Linked DNA regions of Homo sapiens: all the other regions are linked to region 1. Evidence: chromatin loops called from intact Hi-C (ENCODE). Cell type or tissue: dorsolateral prefrontal cortex. All regions are shown on one strand.

Region 1 (8,000 bases):
AAGAATGCGGACAACTTAAAATAATGGGGAAAAGCCTGGGCACAGTGGCTCACACCTGTAATCCCAGCACTTTGGGAGGCCCAGGTGGGTGGATCACCTGAGGTCAGGAGTTCGAGACCAGCCTGGCCAACATGGTGAAACCCCGTCTCTGCTAAAAATACAAAAAATTAGCCAGGCATGGTGGCATGCCCCTGTAGTCCCAGCTACTCAGGAGGCTGAGGCAGAAGAATCGCCTGAACCCGGGAGGTGGAGGTTGCAATGAGCTAAGGCTGCACTCCAGCCTGGGCGACAAGAGCAAAATTCCGCCTCCAAATAATAATAATAATAATAATAATAATAATGAAAAAAATTTAAAAAGAAAAAACAGAGAAAACTAAAAAGAAAATTCAACATATGATAAAAGCGTATTTCAAGGACAGATTATGGGTAACTGCAGGGAGACAGTCCACAGTCGCTGGCTTTCACCATCATTAACTAATACTTTAAAGTCATGCATCAGGATGCACAGCTACTTTTTTTCTTATAGGACATGGCTCTCCTCAGAAAATACATACACATTTATTTTCTATATAGCACTGCTCTTTTAAAAATGTTTCTATGATTCAATAGCCACCAACATGAGCATTCCCTATTAAACATTCCCACTTTCTATTTAGAGATTGATCTTTTGGGATTTAGACTTCAGAAAGTACAGCATTTTACAGCATTTCTTTCAGAATTATGATCCAAACCCCTTGGGAAACAGTGATTTGACTGATTATTGCAGGATAAAGGAAAAATGAGCCATAGGTAAAGCCTGTATTTTGGTTGGTAAATTTGTTTCTCGCAGGATACACGTCAGCAATCCTAAGGGTAGTTTACACAAATGCTACCATTGAACACCTAAATAAACTGTGGATAATGCGAGTCAGGTTTCTCCCTGTCAGAGAAATAAATTACAAGTAACCAAGGGAGGAAAACAGAATGAACCCCATGGTACTGGATTAGACTCAGAAATACTTGTAGAAACTCACGGTTATTTTTAAATAGATACAGATGGATACAGACAGGAACAGAGACTTGTGTGTATACATGGGTTGGAATACATATACCTGTTTCCTAGCTGGGTCCACTGAGAGGCCTAGAGGATGTGACAGCACAGGGGCTACAAGCACACTCCATGCTTCAGTCTTGGTTTCTAATCCTATTTCCCCATAAAAGGCACCAGGGTTCTTAAAGAAATGGCTGACTCTGGGCGGGTGCAGGTGACACACAGAACAAGGCTGGAGGATCTCACAGTGCAGAGTAAGTGCCAAGAAAAGAAAAAGATAAGAGCACGTCAAACAAACACAGTGGCCAACTGGAGAAAGCTCTCAAGGCCACAGTAGGAGCCATTTGACCTACAAATTAAATCTATTAGGTTGGTACAAAAATAATTACAGTTTCGCATTAGTGTTAATGACAAAAACTACCATTATTTTTGCACCAACCTAAATAGAAGATTATAACCCAGAGAATAACATAAATATTCATATATCCAAAATGATATAAATAAATGATTGAATATATAAATGGGAGATGGGACAGATTTCCTTTACAGAAAAATTCCAAAAAACAAATGTAGGAAGAATGAGGGAAATGAGAAAAATCACCGTTAGAACATTACGATAGAAATGCTGTAAGCAAGAGCCACTGCCGAATGCTAAAATGGGTGGCTGAAAGTTTAGGAAAAACAGATATTTGCATTGCCTCAAAGTATATCCCTCAGAATATTTATTAAGTACAGTGGCGGTTTTAACATATGCCCACGAATTCTTTGATACTCTTCCCTGCAGAGTGGAACTTAACTGCCCTCTGCTTGACTGTGGGCTGGACTTGACAACTTGCTTCTAAGGAACTGTGGTATAATGAGAAAGATACGTTTGGTCTTTGTGCCCAGTTCCTGGCACAGAGCTACTAAAACGTATGGAATTTCATGAGTGATAAGGGTTATAGGAGTCTTTTGTTCTAACAAGGCAACTCTTGGCAGGCCCCTAGATAGCTTCAGGATGGGTGCTGGTCACCAGAAAGACCAAGCCTTGATTAGAAACTTGGAACTTTCAGCCCCACTCCCCAGTCTCCTGGGAGGGGAGGGGGCCTGAAGGTTGAGTTCAATCACCTAGGACCAACGATTTAATCAGTCATGCTTCTATAATGAACCTTCCATGAAAACCCTCCAGCAATGGGGTTGGAAGAGCCTCCGGGGTGTTGGACACACAGAGGTACTGGGAGGACGGGGCACCTTGCGCCTGGAGAGAGCTTGGGAGTACTGCACCCTCCCCCACACCTGCCCTATGCATCTCCTCAATTTCGCTATTCCTGAGTTGTATCCTTTATAATAAATTGGTCATAGAAAGTAAAGTGACTTCCTGGTCAGGCCTGGTGACTCACACCTGTAGTCCCAGCACTTTGGGAGGCCAAAGTGGGAGGACTGCTTGAGGCCAGGAGTTTGAGACCAGCCTAGGCAACACAGTGAGACCCCATCTCTATTAAAAATAATTTTAAATAAAATTAACCAGGCATGGTAGCACCTTAGGTCCCAGCTACTCAGGAGGCTGACAAGGGAGGATCGCTTGAGACCAGGAGTTGAGTGACAGAGAGAGACCTTGTCTCAAAAAAAGGAAGTAAGTAAAGTGACTTCCTGAGTAGTTCTGTGAGCTGTTCTAGTGAGTTACTGAGCCCAAGGAGGGGGTTTTGGGAACCCCGATTCAAAGTCTGTCAGATGTATATGAGGACACCTGGGATCTGAAGTGGGGGTAGTTTTGAGCCCTCAATGTGTGGGGTCTGTGCTAACGCTGGGAGTTGGTTTTGTAATTCAGTTGAATTGCAGGACACCCAGTTGGTGTCAGAGAGTTGGAGAATCAGTATGGAAAAACACCACATATTCAGCTGGTGAGAAAAGAAAACCTTTCAAGAATAGGATACGGAAAAAAAAATGGTAACTTTATAGTGGAAAACCCTAACTGTCACCACCCTCACCAAAGGGTCAAGGTTCGCATCGCCAGGAATAAGTCATGGTGATGACCGGTGCCCCCGATATGATATCATCAAAAGGGTCCTTTACCCCTGTGGGATTCTTCCCCAAAATCCATAACCCCAGTCTAAGCATGAGGAAACAACAGATACACCCAAATATAGGGACACGACCCAAAGATGCCTGACGAGGACTCTTCAAAAGGGTCAAAGTTGTAGACAGTACAGAAAGAGTAAAAATGGTCACAGATTGGAGGAGACCAAGAAGACATGACTACACGCACAAGGTCTTAGATAGGATCCTGGGGCAGGAAAAGGGCATTAGGAGCAAATTGTTGAAATGAAATATAAAGTTGAGCATTTTCTTTAAAAAAAAAAAAGGAATAAACTAGTGATGCTATTGACACACATGCAATGACACACATGTCTCACACGCACAATGCCATGTGAAAGGAGTCAGATTTAAAACAACGATATACATGTGTCACATGTGCTATGCCATGTGAAAGGAGTCAGGTTCAAAACATCAATGATATGCATGTGTCACATGTGCTATGCCATGTGAAAGGAGTCAGGTTCAAAACATCAATGGTATGCATGTGTCACACGTGCTATGCCATGTGAAAGGAGTCAGGGTCAAAACATCAAAGATATGCATGTGTCACACGTGCTATGCCATGTGAAAGGACTCAGGGTCAAAGCATCAAAGATATGCATGTGTCACAGGTGCTATGCCATGTGAAAGGAGTCAGGTTCAAAACATCAATGATATGCATGTGTCACATGTGCTATGCCATGTGAAAGGAGTCAGGTTCAAAACATCAATGATATGCATGTGTCACATGTGCTATGCCATGTGAAAGGAGTCAGATTTAAAACCACGATATACATATGTCACATGTGCTATGCCATGTGAAAGGAGTCAGGGTCAAAACATCAAAGATATGCATGTGTCACACGTGCTATGCCATGTGAAAGGAGTCAGAGTTAAAACGATATACATGTGTCACACGTGCTATGCCATGTGAGTCAGATTCAAAACATGCAACAACATGCATGTGTCACACGCACTATGCCATGTGAAAGGAGTCAGATTCAAAACATGCAACAACATGCATGTGTCAGATGCACTATACCACGTGAAGGGACTCAGGTTCAAAAAGCTCCATACTGCATGTAGCCATTTATGTGATATTCTGAAAATAACAAAATTACAGGGGCAAACAAACCTATCAGCGTTTGTTTGGGGTGAGGGGTTGGGGGGAAGGAGTTGGTTACAAATGAACGACACGGAGAACTTTTTTGAGATGACGTTCTGTATTTTGGCTGTGGAGGTGGTTATCAGACTCTGTTCCTCATAAAGAGTGAATAGTGTGGGGTACGAATTAAAAAAATTAAGTATTCTGTCCAAATATCCTTCATAATTTTAGACTTCCCACTCAAGTTTATCCAGTTCATACACTGCCAGGCAAATTTCTCAGTATCCAGTGAGGCGGACTATGCAGACAGACAATGGCCAGACCGTGTATGTCAACTCCCACCCGCGTGAGAAACCCAGGAAGCCAAAACACAACCTCTGCAGTCATGGGCACCGAACAGTCAGCACTTGGCCAGTGACTGAGTCGTCCCTATTTTCGCTCCCCAACCCTTTCCAACTCAAGGCCAATCAGAGGAAGCCAAATACGCTCCCCACACCAACCACACAACACGCCCCCTTTCTAGTAAGCCCACTTCCGGCTTCCCCAGGCCAACAGCCTCCAATCAGAGTGAGCTGGAAGCCTCCTTCTTTCACTTGGAAGCTTTCCCACCCCTCTGGCTGCCTTTGAGTCTCTGCCAAGAGCAAAGGATGGCTCCCTTGGTATAGCAAGCTCTGAATAAATAGCCTCTGTTTGTTCTCATTTGGTCTTTGTTTATTTCCACAGAAGCAAGCCCACTTTATAAAACAAAGCCTTTCCAGAAATTAGATAAAACATCGCCCAAGTGAGACGTAATCAGTAATGTAAGAAACTCCAGGCGTAACAAACGAACATTAGAAGGGAAGCTGGTGAAGGCCCCTGTGCTGCGATTCCCTTTCAAAACCACCAAAACTTTTGAACTTCTTGTATTCCCCTAACTAACGCCATCATTATTTCCACACTAGCTGTTTAGTGAATCGGGTACTATCTTGTCAAATGAGACTTTCTTTCATCATGTCTGAATTATTCACAGCCTATTGTTACCACTGACAAGGGAGTACTCCGCCCCCCACCCCCCTTCCCCTTACTTAGAAACCACGTCATGCTGTTTCTCCAGTCAGCAATCCGGGGAGAACTTCCCTGGGACAGGAAGAGATGGGAGGAAGGAGGAACACTGGAGAATGCAGGGAACAGGGGATACTGAGGAAAGGAGAATCAACTTTTGGAGTAAAACTTTTCTTTGACAGATACAATGTTACTGACCTTGATAGAATATCTCCAAAGGCTGATAAAAGATTTCACCTCACAATAATGTAACATTTTAATGCTTCAATAAAAGAGTTTTCTTTCTCACCACCTGTAACAGTTTGCTAAGTTACCTGAATTTCAGGGGAAATATTAATATGGGCTAAATTAGCCAATGTAAAATTAAATTATCTTGACAAAACAATACCAAGCAAAATTTGCTGAAGGGTGTAATACATTAAGAAACTTTCTTAAAAACACAATATTCAATTATAACTTAATAAATCCCTGGGGTATGAAGCAAGACAACTGTATGAAAATGTAATATGAATCTCTCAGAAATTCAGTTCAGCTGAATAAAAACCTCTCCAAGAGCCAACTTCATTAGCCTGCATAACATCAAAGGCTCCTGGAGTGACTGGCTAATCTAAAACATCTTTTACAACCAATTTCCATATGGCCTAGTCATTTGCTTTCATGGTTTGGGCAGAAGTCCTGAATGGAAAGCCAAGAGGACCTGCCTAGAAATAACACATTTCTTTTAGATTTTCCTCATCAAATCATTAATTATTTTTCATTCTACTTTCCTTCAAAATTTTATTTTATAGAGAATGCTGAATTCTCATGGACGTATTTTATCAAATACAGTAAAAAGAAGAAAATAAGGACAGTAATACCAAGTATTCAATTCTAGCTACGTGGAAACATGCCTTTTAAAATGTATTATTGGCTGTACATACTCAGCCATATTCAGTCTACAAAAGCCACTTCACCAACCAAGGCCTGTCACTTCATGCATTTCATTGATAATAAAAAATCCCACTATAGTCAGACACCTGAAAATTTGCCTGTGATAAACAGGTTTACAGAATTGTCGGGAGAACGTGGCTTGGTTGTAGGCTGTTCACCCTTAAGGCTCCCAGACTTCGAGGGAGGAATCAGAGGCAACTGCAATAAACGGCAAGAACCTTCCTGTCTGGGGGTGACTGCAACCTGGCTGAGTGCATTCCTGTTTTCTTTCTTGCAATGGGCTACTGCCTTGCATTTCTCTTTTTGGTTCTAATATTAAGCTCAAAAATGATCTTCTCTTGTTTTGTAAAGGCTCATTAAGGGGCAATGTCTCTTCAGTTTAGGAAACCTGCATGCTTGCATCTCTAATACTGATGGTGATGTTTTTAGCTTTTTCTTGATAGTGACGTTTTACAGTAAGGAATTAATGGCTTTAATAGCAATAGATTCCAGGGAAATTCAAAAATAAGGTTCATAAAATGAAGAGGGTTTATAATTTTTATTTCCATACATTCAGGTTGAAAAACAGTCATGAAATTTAAATATGACAATCTCATAACTAGCTTATTAATGACCATTCCTGAAAATATTGCCGCCATCCTAGTTCTCTCAATTTTTGATCCCCACCTCACCCATCTTAGTGATGTGATGGCAGTACATTGAAAGATCTCAGTGCCTTCCTGTGATTGGGCAGACACCGAGTAGTATCAACGTGGGCTACCCTTTATCTTTCAGGGTGGAGAAATAGCAATTTGGGAGGGATGGAATTTAAGACTGAGATAACAACAAAATTTAGATAGAAAATAAATTTGACATACTTATTATACATTTATTACAAATACTGTGGGTATTTCCAAGACTGTGTTAAGATAATAGAGATACTACTATACTATATAGAGAAAAAACTATAGAGAGAAATAACAAATAAGCATTTACTACACAATTGTTTCCCAATAATAAGGCTCTTGCCTTTGAAGATGAGTCTCATGATGCACAATAATAAAAATGCAAAGAAAGAAATGGATTCACGGAGTTTTAAGAATTGAGGGTTAGAGGATGAGGAAAAAAGATTATACTATCCAGTATCAGATGACGTAAATCCATGCTAGAATACTAAAATCAAACTCTCAAAAAAAAATAATTTCTATAAATGTTGTCTTTAAAGGCATCTGCTGGCACGTTTTTGATTTCTTAACAGAAAATCACTTTGACCAAGAGTTTAAAGTTTTTCCCAAAGCTCAGTAACAAGTCAAGTTTCCCCATGACTCTTCTTTCCTCATCTTGTTTGCATTTAATTCTATTAAAATCTTGAGGTCAGATGGCATTAAAAGTATTAAGCTCACTTGCAGAATAGTAATTATGTATCAAAGTGAAGGCACCAAAACTGTGATGTTCAGAAAACTATTTAAATGAGGAAAAAAATCAAAAGAAAGGGGTCTTTGAAGTCCTAAACATGCATTAAGATACAAATAATTGATCCAATAAATTCATTACATAGACTGCAGTCCCTAATAAGAGTGAATAAAAGCTAATGGAGAACAGTTAACAGAGCCAATTTCAGGCTCACCTATCAGGTTGTGCAAGATGAAAACGAAAAGTGCAATATACGTTCAATAATACAGGCAGTAACTTAGAAAGTGTTTATTGGTTAACTTTCTCCCAAAAGCTTGTTCTGAAATGTCAATCATAGAAGGCCAAAGGAGTACTTTTCCCATTGGCTGAAAGCTTGTTTCCTCTTCTGCCTATCTCAAATACACCTCCCATGAAACACTATCTTTCGTCTCTTCCCCATTGTTTGTA
Region 2 (8,000 bases), 140 kb before region 1:
CAGCCAGATCTTGGTTCGTAAATATCATATTGCACTCAAAGGCACCAAAGCTTCTTGGAGCAATGGCTGATTCCAGGGCTGGGGCAGGAAAAATACAGGTGAGCCTGGAGCAGCTTGTTGTGCTAGAAAGTGAGACACACTCAAAGACAGAGGAGAACATCCGGAAAAGATAGAGGAGATACTCTGAAACCATGCCCAGCAGCCAAATCTGAAACAATGTTAACACCTAAATGAGTAACGGGATATTATAACATATTCAATTAACACAAAGAACAAGAGTCCCTTCCTAAAAAAAGGAATGGAAATGTGAAGAAGGAAAAGGAGTTCCTTACAGAAGAAGACTAACCTAATAAACACACAAAGGATGGTAGAAGTTAGGACACAAACATCGTGGTAATAGTTGACTGAGGCAAGAGTCACCCGTGAGTGAGTAAAGAGTGTTAAGAAACAGAATAGTCCCATAGTTTCAAGGTATTACCACACAGATTATTGATAACTCACAAAGGAAAAATGCACCTTTCCCTTTGGACAAACCTGTTGGTCCCCATTTAGCTTAATAATCACACTCAAAATAATCAATAATGGGACAAGTTGACATCAGGTGGCCTCTGATGTGGTGCACTGACAAGGACATGGGGTCATTACGATAGTTAACTTGGCTCATACCTGTAATCCCAGCACTTTGGGAGGCCAAGGCAGGCAGATTACAAGGTCAAGAGATCGAGACCATCCTGGCTAGCACGGTGAAACCCCGTCTCTATTAAAAAAACAAAAAATTAACCGGGCGTGGTGGCACATGCCTGTAGTCCCAGCTACTCGGGAGGCTGAGGCAGGAGAATCGCTTGAACCCGGGAGGCGGAGGTTGCAGTGAGCTGAGATCGTGCCACCACACTCCAGCTTGGTGACAGAGCAAGACTCTGTCGGGAAAAAAAAAGAAAAAAGAAAAAAAAAGACAGTTAACTTGAATCTGACAAAGAATACACAGTCAGCCAAATTCAAGACTGAAGGACATTCTGCCAAACAACTGGTCTGGAGTTTTCAAAGATGTCAATGTTGAGAAAAAATGAAAGGCCAGGGAACGATTAGATTATGGGTAAGGAGATGTTTTTACTAAAGACAGTAAATAATCCTTAATTGGACGCTAGAATTGAAAAAGAAAAGCCATAAAGGTCTTTTTTTTTGCTACAATTAGGCACATTTGAATTTGAATGATATATTAGATAACAGAACTACACATAAATCAATGCGAAATTTTCAAGAGCAATGATTTTATGGTGGTTATGTTGAAGATCGCTGGAGTATTAGGGAGGAATGTCTGCAACAAATCTGCAAATGTGTCAGTCTAAAACGAGTGTGTGACAGAGCATGCAAAGAGGGAAAGAGGGGAGGGAAATGGAGAGGGGGAGAGAGGGGACTCGAAGCGGCCAAATGCTCATGGTGGGTGAATCTAGGTGAAGGGTGTCAGGTATTCAGTTAATTCACCTTACATTTCTGCAGGTTGAAATCTTCCAAAATAAAGGTGGGAGAAAAAGAGAGGGAGGGTAAATAAAGCTATTTCCAGCCTTCCAGTGGGAAATGATTTCTGAAGGAGAAATTCTATAAGGATATGAAGCCAAGAAGGATGGGCAGGACGAGAGAAGCAATGATGAGTTAAACACACTGGAAAGGCTAAATCAGCACCAAACAGGAAAAAATGACGTTGTGTTGTTATTATAACCAACCTGGGGATGAAAAACCAGATAAAACCTAAACAGCGGACCACAAAACATGAACGATGCAAGAGAAATTGAAGCCTGTTCAGGCAGAACATGTTGGTAAATTTTAGACTCTGTTCAATTACGCGTGTTAAATATTTGAGGGGAACCACTTTAAAGGTGAAAATATTTATGTAAATTTTAAAAATATACAAATGCTATTCCAGAGAATTATGGGGATGAAAATATGTAATAAAATATAAAGACACAGATTAGAAGGAGTAGCACCAACTTCAGGTTCATGGTTTCTTCAGCAAAGAGGAAACTGGGAGGAGGGTTAGGTTTTTTTGTAAAACTGCTTTCTCTTTAAAATGTTCGTATTTGTTAAATGTTAGTGTCATACACTGGTATCCGATTACAGCTTTCCACATGGCTGAAATATTTCACAGTTAGAATTTTTAAAAATTCATTCAAATGCTTTAAAATGCATGCGGTCAAGGGAATGTGTGAGGTAAGAACTGTGATTTCCACACAATGCCTGCAGCAGAGCTGTGTGCCAGGTCCGGGAAGCAGGGACAAAGCACTTCTCAGTGTGCCTGGGGTGGCAGGGGCCTGGTAACGCCCCCTATAGAGGAGTGTCAGCCTTCAGGGATGCGTGGAGATATCTGAGGGTGGGCAAGGACATCTGGGGAGAGAGATGCAGCATGGCCCACATGCTGATGGCCGACAGAGGAGGTGCTTCCACGGGGCTGCGTGGCAGGCGTGCCTGTGGAGCTGGTGCAGCTTGGACCTGGCTGAGCAGGCCTGGGAGGGAGGAGGAACCTGTCCACTGCTCAGGAGGTCAAGGCAGTGTGCCACCTCGGGAGGGCCCACTCTGCACCCGGGGACAGCTGAGGACTTTCTGAGCCTTTTCTCATTAGTCTTCCCACCAATGCTGTAGGGCAGCCACACTGCTCCCCCTTCCTAGACAAGGAAGCTGATGCCGAGAGAAAATGAGTGATTATCCTGTAAGTTGCATCTCACGTGGTAGACATAGGATTTAAATGGGCCTTTTGGCTACAAAGTTCTGCTCTCAAACAGACTTTAGCCTGTAGATGATGGGGAGATATGAAAGAACTCCAAGCCAAGGAGGGGCAAGGACAGATGTGTCATGGAAAAAGTGGAAGTGTTAAAGCGCAATATTTCTGTAGGGAGACTGAGGGTGATACATACTCATATATTAAGAAGAGCATGGAGGTTCCTCAACAGCAGATCAGGGAGGGTGAACAACTTTGCTTTCCAAAGACAATTCTCACACATTGTTTCACTTAAAGTCACCAGTAAGACTGACAGGATCACAGGAAATATGATATTTTAGTAAATTTCTCATGACTTAAATGGAAACCAAAAGGAGGCCTAAAATTGAGCTGATACGATAATAAAATGAGGTAGATATGGACTGTTTCACCTTACTATAGAATTGGGAAACCATTAACTTAGAATTTATGATAATTTGTTTACAAATTAGGCTAAAAATACATTTATTTAAAGGTAAAATATTTCCTTAAACTGATTAACAACATAAGATGTTACAGATGAATTTAGCCTAGTAAAGAATGAACTTCTTGGCACTTAAAAATGAAACAATCACCATCTATTTATTAAAACACGTTCCCAACGAGCTCTAATTACTAAGACTTAGTTTGGCAATCAAGGATGACACAAGGGGCGTGACATAATAAAACCAAAATTCTATTAATAAGTTAGTAATTCAAACTTTTTGTTAATTCGGATGACTCATTTTCATCAGTGAGAATTCCTGAGATGCTGCTCTTTTGTTGCAGTTATTTCCTTAAGGACAACAGGATGTAAAACACAAAAGACAAATGATAAAATTGGAAAAATATTTGCAATGTACCGAGTCTAAAACCAATCAGAAAAGGGCAAAGTGCATGAAAAGTGAGTAATTTTCATTGTTCCATTTTAATGATGACTTGTATTTATCATTTTCTGTATATCACTGTAAAGTTTAAAAAAGCTAGTTAGAATCTTTGGGAAAAGAGGTCTGAATGGCATCATGATGTGACATTGTACCGGACAGCAGGCTTGTCCCATGTCTGCGCTTTTTGCTCTAGTGGTTCTGTAACCTAGAAAATCTTTGCACCTGTTGGAAACCCCAACTGTGCCCGACTCTCAGGTTTCAGGTCAACTGTCGGCCCTACAATGAAGACTTTCCAGATTCTCCCTAACCAAAAATAACCTCTGTCACTGAGTAATTAAAGCACCGTATCTGCACTTCTGTTCTTCTATTCAGGCCACTTCAACTCAGGTTACATTCATGGATGTTCACATCTTCTCTCTGCCCCTGGAATATGAGTTGCTTCATGCTAATACCGTAGCACCTCAGTCATGTTGATTGGGGTGTGTGTGCACACGGCGGCTTCCTGGGTCAGTGTACTGTGCACACATGGAAGGAAAGGAGGGCAAGAAATGGAATAAGAGCAGAAAAGGAAAGGAGAAGAAAAGAGTGAGAGAAAAGAAAGAGCAAAGAGAAGAGTAAAAGATGAGAGAAAAGATAAGAAAAGGGAAATTTAAGAAAAGAAAAAAGGAAAGGAATATGGAAAGAAAGGGGATTTGATCAAAGTTCCCAAATTAACTATAACCATTTATTTCATCTTCTTCCCATTATAACACACACACACACACACACAGCTGTAAAAACAAGTTGAACTACATGGTGAGATGACTATCATTGCATTTAAATAATTTTAACAAAGTTGTTGAACATTAAGAAGAACGTGGCAAATGGGAGCACTGTTCATAACAGCCACAAGGGGGAGCAGCCCAAGTGTCCGTCACATGAAAGGAAAGACATAATATGGTCTATACATATAAGGTCATATTATTTTACCTTAAAAAAGAAGGAAATTCCAACACATACTACAATATGGATAGCCTCAAAGACATTATGCTGAGATAAGTCACACACAAAAGGGCAGACACTGTGTGTCTCCACTTATATGAGGCCTCTAGAGTAGTAGAATTCAAGGAGACAGGAAGTACAATGGTGGGTGCCAGGGGCTGGGGAAGGGGAGAATGAGAATCATTGTTTGATGGGGAAAGAGCTTCCAGTTGAGCAAGCTGGAAATGTTCTGGAAATGCATGATGGTGATGAGTGTGCAGAAATGTTAATGTGCATAATACTTCTTACTGAACGGGAGACTTAAAATGGAGAAGATGCTAAATTTTATGTTATGTATTGATATGGTTTGGCTCTGGTCCCCTCCCAAATGTCATCTCAAGTTGTAATCCCCATGTGTTGTGGCAGTGGCCTAGTGGGAGGTGATTGAATTAAGGGGTGAATTTCCCTCTTGCTGCTTTCATGATAGAATTCTCACGAAATCTGGTTGTTTGGTAAGTGTGCAGTTCTTCCCCTCTGCTCTCTCTCTCCTGATGCCATGTAAGACATGCCTTCTTCCCCTTCACCCTTCTGCCATGATTGTAACTTTCCTGAGGCCTCCCCAGCCATGCAGGACTGTGAGTCAATTCTACCTCTTCTCTTTATAAATTACCCAGTCTCAGGTAGTTATTTATAGCAGTGTGAAAACAAACTAATACATGTATATTTTGCTACAATTAAGTTTTTTTAAGTAGGTGAAGAGGACTTTTGCTTTCAGCCATGATACAGTAACAGGAATCAGATTTATTCCCCCACCTTAAACAGCTTGAAAACCAGACAAAATATGTGAAGCAGCGATTTCTGACACTGGACCACCGGCAGCACGGGACAGTGATTCCTGGGTGAAGGAAAACAAAAGAGTGTCCAGCTCGCTGCCTTGAAAGAGTTCCCAATCCAGGCTGAGGGAAGCCAGACAGATCCCAGTGGGCTTGCTGAGTTAACAAGCCAGAGTTTAGAGTCTGCGGAGGCCCAGGAGGCTAAAGCTAGTGGAGAAAAATGCCACAGAAGAGGCAGCTGTGGCAGACAGAGCTTCAGGGTCTTTTGCTGAGTGTTGATCTGTGCATACAGGTAAGGAAACTACCAAGGCCAGGAAATAACAGGAGGAGGCAACATAATCCTGACAGCCCACACAAGGCCAGGAAGAGGGTGTGCTCCTACCAGCGCTCATGCATAGGGCACTGGGTGGAATTTAAACCATCAGGCCAGCACTTCAAGAAGTATTAAGGACATGCCTTCAGGGAGAAGGAAGATGCCAAACCAAAAGCTGAATGTACACAGGGGATAAAGAACAGCAGAAATGGTCAATATGTGAGTAAATATATAAACATTTCGTTTTTCATTTTTTAAAATGTCTTTAAAACTTAGAAAATCAGTAAACAGAAGACTTGAACGGGACTATCAACCAGCTTGACCTAATTGATATTTACAGAACACTCCACCCAACAACAGCAAAATACAAATTCTTTTTAAGTGCACACAGAACATATGCCAAGATATTCTGGGCCATAAAACAAATCTCAATAAATTTAAAAGGATTGAAATCATGCAGAGTATGTTTTCTGGCCACCGCAGAATTAAATCAGAAATCAGTAACAGAAAGTTATCTGGAAAATCGCCAAAGAGTTAGAACTTAACAACACACTTATAAATAATCCATGGGTGAAAGGAGAAAATGCAAAGGGAATTAGAAGATATTTTGTCATGAAAGAAAATGAAGACCCAACATAAAAATGGGGAGATGAGCCTAAAGCAGTGCCTGGGGATACTGATGGCATCAAGCACTTACACTAGAAAAGAAGAAAGGTCTGACTTCAGGGATCTAAGTATCCACTTTACGCAACTTGAAAAGAAGAGGAAGAAGAAGAAGCCTCAGGACAGCGGAGTGGAAAGAGAAAGGGGGCATGGGTCCTTCCGTGAGTTGCTTCTTGTCTTCCTCATCACTGCTTCGTGGTCACGAGATGGCTACACTGTCTCCAGCTTTACATCCATGTTCCAGAAGAAGGGATAGTGGTCAAATGTGGCTAGCCACATTTCCCCCTTTTTATTCTAAACAGAAAACATCCTTGGAAGCCCTACTTAGCAGACGTCCACTACATGTTGATTGGCTAGAGCTTTGATACATGGATGTCTGGCTGGAAGTGACTAGGGAATGGGCCCTGAGGCAGCCAGACTCTAATGTGTTTCTATAAAGATGAAAGCACCAATAAGCTATGAATGGTCATACAAAAGTAAGGGTTTAACATCCTCAGGCTCCAATAAATAAATATAAGAATGATTTATTACAGTGATGATGAGATGACTCTATGGGTACCAAGCCCCTTAATTACTACTTATGATTTCTTTCTTGAACTGCAATGATATCCTCCATGCCTGGTGAATATTTTGTGCTATTCTTCTTACCCTATAATAGAAACTTTTACCATATTGAGTAAAAGCAACAATATTTTTAGAGGAATGAATCAGTAAAATGTACATTAGAGACACGCTGGTAATCAAGAGTTAGGAAATGAGAGTCTTGGCAGGGCTCAGTGGCTCACACCTGTAATCCCAGCACTTCAGGAGGCCAAAGCAGGCAGATCACCTGAGGTCAGGAGTTGGCCGACATGGTGAAACCCCTTCTCTACTAAAAGACACAAAAAATTAGCCAGGCATGGTGGCACGTGCCACCAGCTACTCGGGAGGCTGAAGTACAAATCGCTTAAACTTGGGAGGCAGAGGTTGCAGTGAACCGAGATTGCATCACTGCACTCCAACCGGGGGGACAGAGTGAGACTCCGTCTCAAAAAAAAAAAAAAAAAAGAAAAAATAGTATTACTCTGCTTTAGTTTCAATACACACCTGGTGTATAGTGAAGCACATGTATCTTCTGTGGATCTGATGCCCTGATGTTGTAGCTCTCCAGGAATATGCACTGGGCGAGACCCCGGAGCATCTCTGGGCTGCAAACTGAGGCTCAGGGTTCCTTTCAGTGGCTGGACCCAGCTGGTGAGCTTCTTCCTGAACCTGCAAAGCCTAGAGGCTTTCTAAGAAGGAAAGCCCACTCCCCCACCACCCCCGGAGCCTGGCACCAAGGCCCTGCAGAGGCTGTCAGGAGCTTCCAGTACAGGCATGGATCTCACAGCTTCACTCAAACATTGTAGTCGCCAGACCTCCTGGCTCAGGTTGTTGCAGCCTCCAGTCGAGAAGGCAAAAGGGGAAGCTGTTAAATTTAGCAGGAGCCATGCACATTTTAAAACTGTTCTTAAGTTACAGGGAGAAGTAAATTAAATTTTGTGAAAGCTTTGACTTTTAATACCATCGGTAGTACATTAAAATGTTCTGAAGATTATTTATGATATATATATTTTAAAACTGGTCCAACTGCAACG
Region 3 (8,000 bases), 150 kb before region 1:
TAAGTGTAAGAGAAAGGTCAGAGGAGGGGAGAGGGAAGGGCCAGGAGGCAAGAAGACCGGGAGCCATCTAGAGAACCAGGTACGCTTAGCGCGAGCCAGGAGCTGGAGGCATTTCCATACCGATGCCCTGAAGGCTTCATGGCAGGGCCCCCGGTACCCCTTGCTCTGCCCACCTCCCAGATGCTTCCTTCAGGCAACTCCTTCTTCATTTTAACTGTTTTCCCTGTCATTAAACCCTCCTTAATCACAAGCTCTCACTTTAGAAGGGGAGGGGAAGATGAAGAGAAGAGAAAAACAAGAGCCTGATCCACATCTTGCTTGCCTTCGGCCCTCCACGGTTGCTTTGAGCCCTTACATGAAAACTGTGACTTGCATCTCGTGGGAACAGATGTCGTAGTGGAAAGGTCACTGCACTTTTTTTTGGTTAAGGACTAGAAATCTTTTTCAAGCAAGTCCATGTATAAATAAAGAAATCGGGTCTTCTTCTCCACCCAGCTGCCAAGTCCCTTAGGTCTCCTTCCTCTTCCTTCTGTCAACTGTCTTGAGCCCCCACGGGCCAGACCGTGCCGGTCTCTGCCAGAGGAGAATGATAAGTAAATGCATGAAAAGCCATCCGTGGGGTGGGCCCAGGGGGCAGGAGAGCCCAGAAGCGGGTGCCCCAGCCATGCCTGCCTGGGAGAGGGAGGTATTTGGAGGAGTTGTGGGTGGTTGGCTTCCCTATCTTCAGTCCACTGAAGCTTAGCTTGAGCAATCAGTACCTCTTCCCCGGATAAATATCAAAGCCTCTCACTGGCCTTTCTTCTTGCTTCAGCGCCTCACAGAATGCAATGTTTCTTGAACCACACTCTGTGGCACGCTGGTGTTGTACTTGCTTATTTGGTCATGCAAAAACACTGAGTGCCTACTGTGCACCAGTTACCGTGAAAAAGAGGTTTTGTGGTCAAATACATTTTGGAACTCTCTCTTCTCAGAGTTCACAATACACGCATTAGCATCTGAAAGCAAATTTTGGAATAAATAAAGAAAGCTCCTCCTCCTATAGCCTAAGAAACACATTTAGAAATGGATCCACTGGCTCATCCTCTCTATTACGGAGTCCTCTTCCTAAAACACAGCGCTCATCACGTAGCTCCTCGGCTTTAAACCTTCAACGAGGGAACAAAATAAACTTCGACTCTGCTCAAGCTCCTCTGTAGTTTGGTTTGTTTCCCAGACTTCCTTGGCCGATCCTTTGTTCTAAGTGAACAGGGCCCCCTTGCCCTGCACGCCCCCGCACCTACAAGCTCTTGCTCAAGTTGGCCCCTTCCCTAGAATGCCCTCCCCCACCTCATCTCTGCTCTGAGTCATCCTTCCAGGTGCAAGTCAAACGTCTCCACAGCAAGGTGAGTACTTTATCCAGCTCCCTCAGGTCACATATTTGCACCCTGCACTAGATTATAGCATGATTCACTACTGAGGGAAATTTATAATTTCCCCTTAAGCTCCTCCAGGGCAGGGCCTGCTCCTTGTTCAGCTGACTCATTTTCACATCTGTGTGACCTCCCTCCTCCAACACCTAATACAGAACTAGAGACAAAATGGGTACAGTAAAGAGATGGCTGGCCTGGGCTACCACCGGCTGTAAGACCTTGGGCAGGTGATGTGGTTTGAATGTGTCCTCCCAAAATTCATATGTTGAAACCTGCTACCCAAGGTCATAGCATTAAGAGGTGGAGCTCTGGGGAGGAGAATGGATCAGGAGGGCAGAGCCCTTGTGAATGGGATTAGTGCCCTTCCTCAGGTAGCCTGAGGAAGCCCGTCTGCCCTTTCCGCCATGTGAGGACACAGCAAACCAAGAAATGAGCCCTCACCAGACACCGAATGTGCTGGTGCCTTGGTCTTGGACTTCACAGCCTCCAGAACTGTGAGCAGTAAGTTTCTGTTGCTGACAAGCCACTCTGTCTATGGCACTTTGTTACAGCCCCCCAACAAAGACAGTAGGCTGCCTAATTCTGATTGCTGCCCCTTCCTAAAGTGGGGGTACAGGATCTAGAGGACAAAGAAGCATGGGTTTTAAATTCAGCCATTTCACAGGCAGAAGGAACAATCCCACAGCCACAGCAGCCATGTGAGCACATGTGCCTTCAGGTTTATCTGTAATTTTTTTTATGTGTCCTTTCAACTTTTGTCCCAGTTACAAAGACTGCAGAGGCCTCCAGCCGGGCCACCCTAGTCCCCCCAAAATGGAGAGCTGACCCAGAGGCAAGGCCACCCTCTTGGAAAGGCTGTGCATCAGTGGCGCTGGAGGAGAGCGGAATGCCCAGAAGAGCAGGCAGCGGGAGACAGAGCAGCACGCCTGAGCTTGGGGAGAGAGGAGCCACAGGGCCCCAGGAAGAGGCCCACCCTGCTCCACAGCGTGGGCCACATTTATGGGATACAACAGAATGCCGATTATCCGGACTAACTGGGGATTTAACAATCTGAATAATCAGTTTTTCTGGATAATTGATCACGAGGGATGCAAGGAGAGGAATCATCAGCCATTCAGGCAGAAAGGCCCAAGAATTGGCCTTTCAAGTGACCTGAATTCCAGAAATTAACACTGAACACTATGTATCATGCAACTGGGAAAGGAGGACGTCCCATTCTACACCTGTCAATCACCGGAGCCTGGGCAGCGTACTTATGCAAAAAACAAGACTGGGGTCTCAGGAAGACCTTCTTAGAGGCCTGTAAAAGCTTCAGACTAGGATGGTAGCGCCGAAGGTAACCGAATGGCACGATGACTCAGTACTTTTTGGTGACCTCCGAAAGCTCAGGCACCTTCCAAAATGCTAAGGACACAGATGCCCGGCACACACATACACACACAGAAATCTGGCCTCTTCAGGAAATATTCCGCACTATGCAGCTATTTTCCCTACACATGCAAATTCTCCAACACAGAGAGTCTTTGTACACATAATACTGTTTGAAGAATGTGCCTGACAAGAGACAATTTTGAACAGAGTATTGTGCTGTGGTGATGTGGCAGCACAGCAGAATAATCTGTTTTTGTTTTGTCTCTCTTTGAAACGCTCAGCCTCTCTCTCTGCTTGGCTCTGTGCACTACAGAGAGAACAGAGGCACCAAGCGCTGCACATTCCAGGGGAAAATAATGCTCCTGTCTGCTGACGCAGCACCACGCAGGGGGCCATTCGCACACAGGACTTTTTCTTTTTCCCCCTGCAAAGAAACACAATGATTCCACATCAGCCTCTCCAAAAAGTGAACAGTCCTTTCAGATGGCCTTTCCATCCATGAGCGCTTTTATTATCTTTATACATTTTAAATGAACCTTGCCCTTGGCCTCTACTTTTTCTAACATGAAATATTCACTTCCCCGGGGTGTAGATGCATAATAATCCCTCCTGCTCATTATAGGTTTTCAAAGCTGCATTTCCATCCTGTTGTATTTAACTTTTATTCAAAAAAAGGCTGATTTATATATGAAGAGGTGCCTCGCTTTAGGCAAGCACGCTATGCAAAAAGATAAAGCCATCGACCATGAGAATTAAGAGACGGATGGTTCTTTAATCCCTGAGCTTCTTTGTAGTAAATTAAAAAATATTCCTACTTTAAAGCCGTGTATTTGTGTATCCTTAGACATAATACAGCCTCATACTGGAGAGCGCATATAGGCCAGCTCCACGGACACACATGTGATGAGTGCTCAACACTGTAGTGGGTGTGGTGGGGTCACTAACACCGTCACTGTCCCCTTTTCCCGAGCTTACTGTCTTTGGGAGAGGTAGGGATCAGCAGAAGCATAAAAGGTAGACAGTGTTGCTGTGTGGCCATATGAACCTGAGCAGAGGCCACAACTGGAGGACGGAGGAGGTCCCTCAGGATGGGCAGAGGCTACTCCACCCACCCCTGCTCCACAGCTGCTCCACAGGAGCCAACAGCAGTGCCTGCACAGTAGATGGGGTGTCCGCCCCGCAGCCCAGGCAGGATTTAAGTCTGGAGTTATTGGCGGCCATCTGGTCACCACCCGAGAGAGCCTGCTGGAGAGCAGAGCTGAACTAGAGGACAGCAGAACTCCGTAATGGAAAACAGGTGTATGATGGAGTAGAGGATGAGGGTCTCACTGCGTCTGAAGATGGTCTGCCTTGGACCCTTCTCTGACTTATGCCAAGATACTTCCTATTTATTTCTAAAGCCAACTCCAGGAATAAATAACTTTTAGGGCAACTGAGAGAAAAGGGGGCCAAAAGGCACAGCCAGAGGGGCTGTCTTCCTCATCTCCTCCCACCCTGGCTCACTTGAGCAGGGGGCAGCCATCCGGGGCAGGCTCACCTCCATCTCCTGATGGCCCACCCCAACTCCAGTGTCACCCACACTGGTAGAAGAAACATCCTAGGGAAGTAGGAGAGTCCAACCCATACCTTTCTAATGTGGATCACTGTCTCTGTATTCTAAGGTACCAAAAAAAAAAAAAAATGAATTCTTTCCTCCTAAGTCCCCCCAAAAATGCTTCCTTTTCCTGACTCCCGCTCTAGACATCCGGGAGACACAGGGAAAATAAATTTATCATGTATTCTCTTACAAAAGAAGATGATTTCCCCTTTGACATGAAAAATATATTAAAGAGGATTTGGAGGAAAAGACAATTATCAGGATAGGCTTAGGTGTGAGAAGAGGTTGAGATGAGTACTTGCGGAATATTTAAAGGAAGGAAGGAAGAGATGAATGGTGGCTGTACCAGATGGGCTAAGCATCAGAATATCACCCTTTTTAGGGGAAGCTGCCTATGAATCTCTATGCAGTTTCCAAATGACCCAGCAATCCTGGACGCAGCTGAGTGGACCGCTGAGTGGACTGCGGGTGAGCATCTGGCCAGCCGTGTATGAAGGGATGTGTCGACGCTGTCGGGACACGAGGTTCGTGGTGGGGAATGAGACCAAGCTGATCGTCTCCTGGATCTGGCGTCATTCCCAAGAATCCTGCCCTCCCTGCTTCCACTTGCATTTGTGCAATGAATTTTCCATCCCATGACAGAACTTCAGTGAGTGTTCACTGTTTGCAGCCCAACGCGCAAAGTGAGCGGGACACAAGGCGCTCATCCGGGTTATGCGCACGGCCCATTCTGTGCTTTCCTGTACCGCAGCCCTCAGCACGTTACTCCAGGGTTAATTTTCTCTGTGTGTATCACAGAAGCCAGCACATTACGGGCACTCAATAAATGTTTGTTAAATAATGAAAGCTAAGCCGCAGAGAAGAGATGAGAAGGCTCAGGAAACAATGTATCAAAGCAGGAATGAGTATTGGTTCAGTATCACCCCCAAGCCCCAAGCCAACAACAACAACAAAAAACCCTCTTGAAACAATGTTTTTAAAAGTAAACAATACACACACAAGCCCTTGCTCAATCAAAGTATTCTAGTTCCACTGAAACTCACACTGGGTAGACATGGTGTACACAGCTGAGCAATAAGAAACAAGAACTGGGCAGTTCTAGGACTAAGCAGTTTGCTCTTAATTTTGAATATCATATATGTTAACCTAAACAGATGAGGGATGATGTAAGACCCTCACCACCTCTGCTGTTGCGGTGCTACACCTTTGTGATTTATTTCATTTTGGTAAGAGTCTGTTTTAAAAACGCAAAGTTGCTATAAGATTCAGTAATCGCACTCTTAGGGATATATCCCAGGGAACTGAACATAGAGACTCGAACAGATACTTGTACACGAATGTTCACTGCAGCATTATTCACAAGAGCCAATAGGCAGAAACAACCTATATGTACATGAACGGGCAAGTGGATACATAGAGTGTGGTATGTCAGATAATGAAATAGTGTTCAGCCACAAAAAGCAATGAGTTTTTGACACATGCTACAATGTAGACAATCCTTACAAACATTACGGTAAGTAAAATAAGCCAGACACAAAAGGACGAATATGTGAAATATTTCGAATATGCAAATTCACAGAGACACTAGGCAGAAAAGCAGCTACCAGTGGCGAAAGGGGAGGTGGGAATAGAGGAGTTAATAGGTACAGAGCTTCTGTTTGGGTGATAAAACATTTTTGAAATAGATATGCAGGATGTTTACACAACAATGTGCATGTAATTAATGCTACTAAGTTGCATGGCTAAAATGGCAAGTTTTAAGTTTTACAGATAGAGACAAATCTTCATAATAAAAAAAGAGAGAATATATTTAAATATATCTGATTTTAGCAACATATTAGAATACACTGGCTCAGACCCTATTCCTGCTACAAGGACGTAAGATTCTAGGTGAAATATAAGAAGGAAATTTTAAATGAAAAGGTAAGCTTGATGGAGAAAAGAAGACAGCATGCGCTAGAAAGGAGATCAAAAAAGACACAGAGGCAGGGTACGGTGGCTCATGCCTGCCATCCCAGCACTTCGGGAGGCCGAGGTGGGCGGATTGCCTGAGCTCAGGAGTTTGCGACCAGCCTAGGCAACATGGTGAAACCCCGTCTCTACTAAAAAATACAAAAACTTAGCTGGACATGGTGGCGTGCACCTGTAGTCCCAGCTACTCAGGAGGCTGAGGCAGGATAATTGCTTGAACCTGGGAGGCAGAGGTTGCAGTGAGCCGAGATCTTGCCACTGCACTCCAGCCTGGGCGACAGAACAAGACTCTGTCTCAAAAAAAAAAAAAAAAAAAAAAAAAAAAGACACTGAAATGCTACCTGTGTCTTGGAGGGCTCCTTAATCTGAAAAATTAATTTAAACCAGCTCTAAACCATTGAAACCAGCAGGACAATAGCACAAGCAGAGGTGAAACCATTTGATGGTAAGGCACAGTTCAGGGAGCATGAGCGTTCCATGAATGTAACAATTAATGAAGATGAGCTCCTGCACTCGCGCGCTCTCTGTCTCTCTCTCTCTCTCACACACACACACACACATACGCATACAGCCACCATTGTAAAGATTAGTATGTTCTGAAACAGAATTTCCACCCCTGAACTTACTACAATAATTTGGGAGACACTACAAAATAAGTTAAAAATGATTAAACATAAAATAATTAAAGTTCTAACAAAATAATAGAACACGATGAAAAGGTGGATTTGAAGAGTAGCAAATGGAAACACAAATGAAAAATATAGTCATTGGAATTAAAAACTCAAAGGTGAGGACAAACATCAGGTAAGACAAAGCTAAAGAGAAAATAACTGAATGAAAAAGAGATTGAGGAAAGTTTCCAGAATGTAGCAAAGAGAGACAGAAACGATGAATGGGAAGAGAAAATAAGGCAAAATGAGAAGATGCAAATATGCTTAAATCGGAGTTCTAGAAGGAGACCAAAACAAGTGAAAAAAAGAAATATTCAGAAAAAATAAGGCTAAGAATTTTGAAACTGAGGCCAGGTACAGTGGCTCATACCTGCAATCTCAGCACTTTGGGAGGCTGAGGTGGGAGGATCGCTTGAGGCCAAGAGTTCAAGACCAGCCTGGGCAACATAGCAAGACACTTATCTCCACATTTTTTTTTTTAATTAGCCAGGGATAGTGGCATGTGTTTGTGGTCCTTGCTACTCAGGAGGCTGAGTCTAGAAGATTGCTTGAACCCAGGAGTTCGGGGTTACAGTGAGTGATTGTGCCACTGCACTCCAGCCTGGACAACAGAGCAAGAACGTTCCTCTAAAAAAAAAACTTTGGAATTGATAAAGGACATGATTCTAAAGAAACAAGAAACATAATGATTCTTAAACAGGAGAAAATAACTACCTAGTGAAACTGTAGACAGCAAAGATAAGGAAAAAACAACCCTAAAAACCATAGGGAAAGATTATCCACAATAGAATAATTATACTGAAAGCAGATTTCTTACCAGAAAAATAAAAAGCCTAAAATAAAATGTAACAAAAGTGTCAAAGGATTGAAAGAAAGTGAAATATCAACCTAGAGTTTTATATACATCCAGACTATCATTCAAGAATGAGAGTAACATTACCTCCAGTGATACAAAAATAATGCACAAATATTCATTGCGGC

What was found. A loop is a pair of places that touch in the nucleus more often than their neighbours do. Peaks named below come from ENCODE experiments on the same cell type or tissue, not always from the same donor. Only the 100,000 strongest peaks of a DNase experiment are listed, where the experiment ranks them.
Region 2: it touches region 1 in a loop (4-fold over the local background); 4 of 110 quality-filtered maps call a loop at or near these places.
Region 3: it touches region 1 in a loop (8-fold over the local background); 6 of 110 quality-filtered maps call a loop at or near these places.

The regions. Positions count from the first base shown.
Region 1 is chr7:3,751,926-3,759,925 of GRCh38, reverse strand. The region is part of intron 4 of SDK1 (sidekick cell adhesion molecule 1); the gene reads right to left. Among named protein-coding and RNA genes, the nearest start is that of SDK1-AS1, 400 kb to the right of the region's middle. In dorsolateral prefrontal cortex, no CTCF peak of the experiment used is centred here; DNase peaks (open chromatin) are centred at 4,645 and 5,265; H3K4me3 peaks cover 1,409 bases; H3K27ac peaks cover 2,004 bases.
Region 2 is chr7:3,894,130-3,902,129 of GRCh38, reverse strand. All of the region lies in intron 5 of SDK1 (sidekick cell adhesion molecule 1), which reads right to left. Among named protein-coding and RNA genes, the nearest start is that of SDK1-AS1, 550 kb to the right of the region's middle. In dorsolateral prefrontal cortex, CTCF peaks have their summits at 4,313 and 4,513 (motif pointing right); a DNase peak (open chromatin) is centred at 4,505.
Region 3 is chr7:3,905,291-3,913,290 of GRCh38, reverse strand. The region is part of intron 5 of SDK1 (sidekick cell adhesion molecule 1); the gene reads right to left. Among named protein-coding and RNA genes, the nearest start is that of SDK1-AS1, 560 kb to the right of the region's middle. RefSeq lists an enhancer at 1,187-2,386. In dorsolateral prefrontal cortex, no CTCF peak of the experiment used is centred here; DNase peaks (open chromatin) are centred at 2,780 and 3,110; H3K4me3 peaks cover 374 bases; H3K27ac peaks cover 1,771 bases; H3K27me3 peaks cover 326 bases.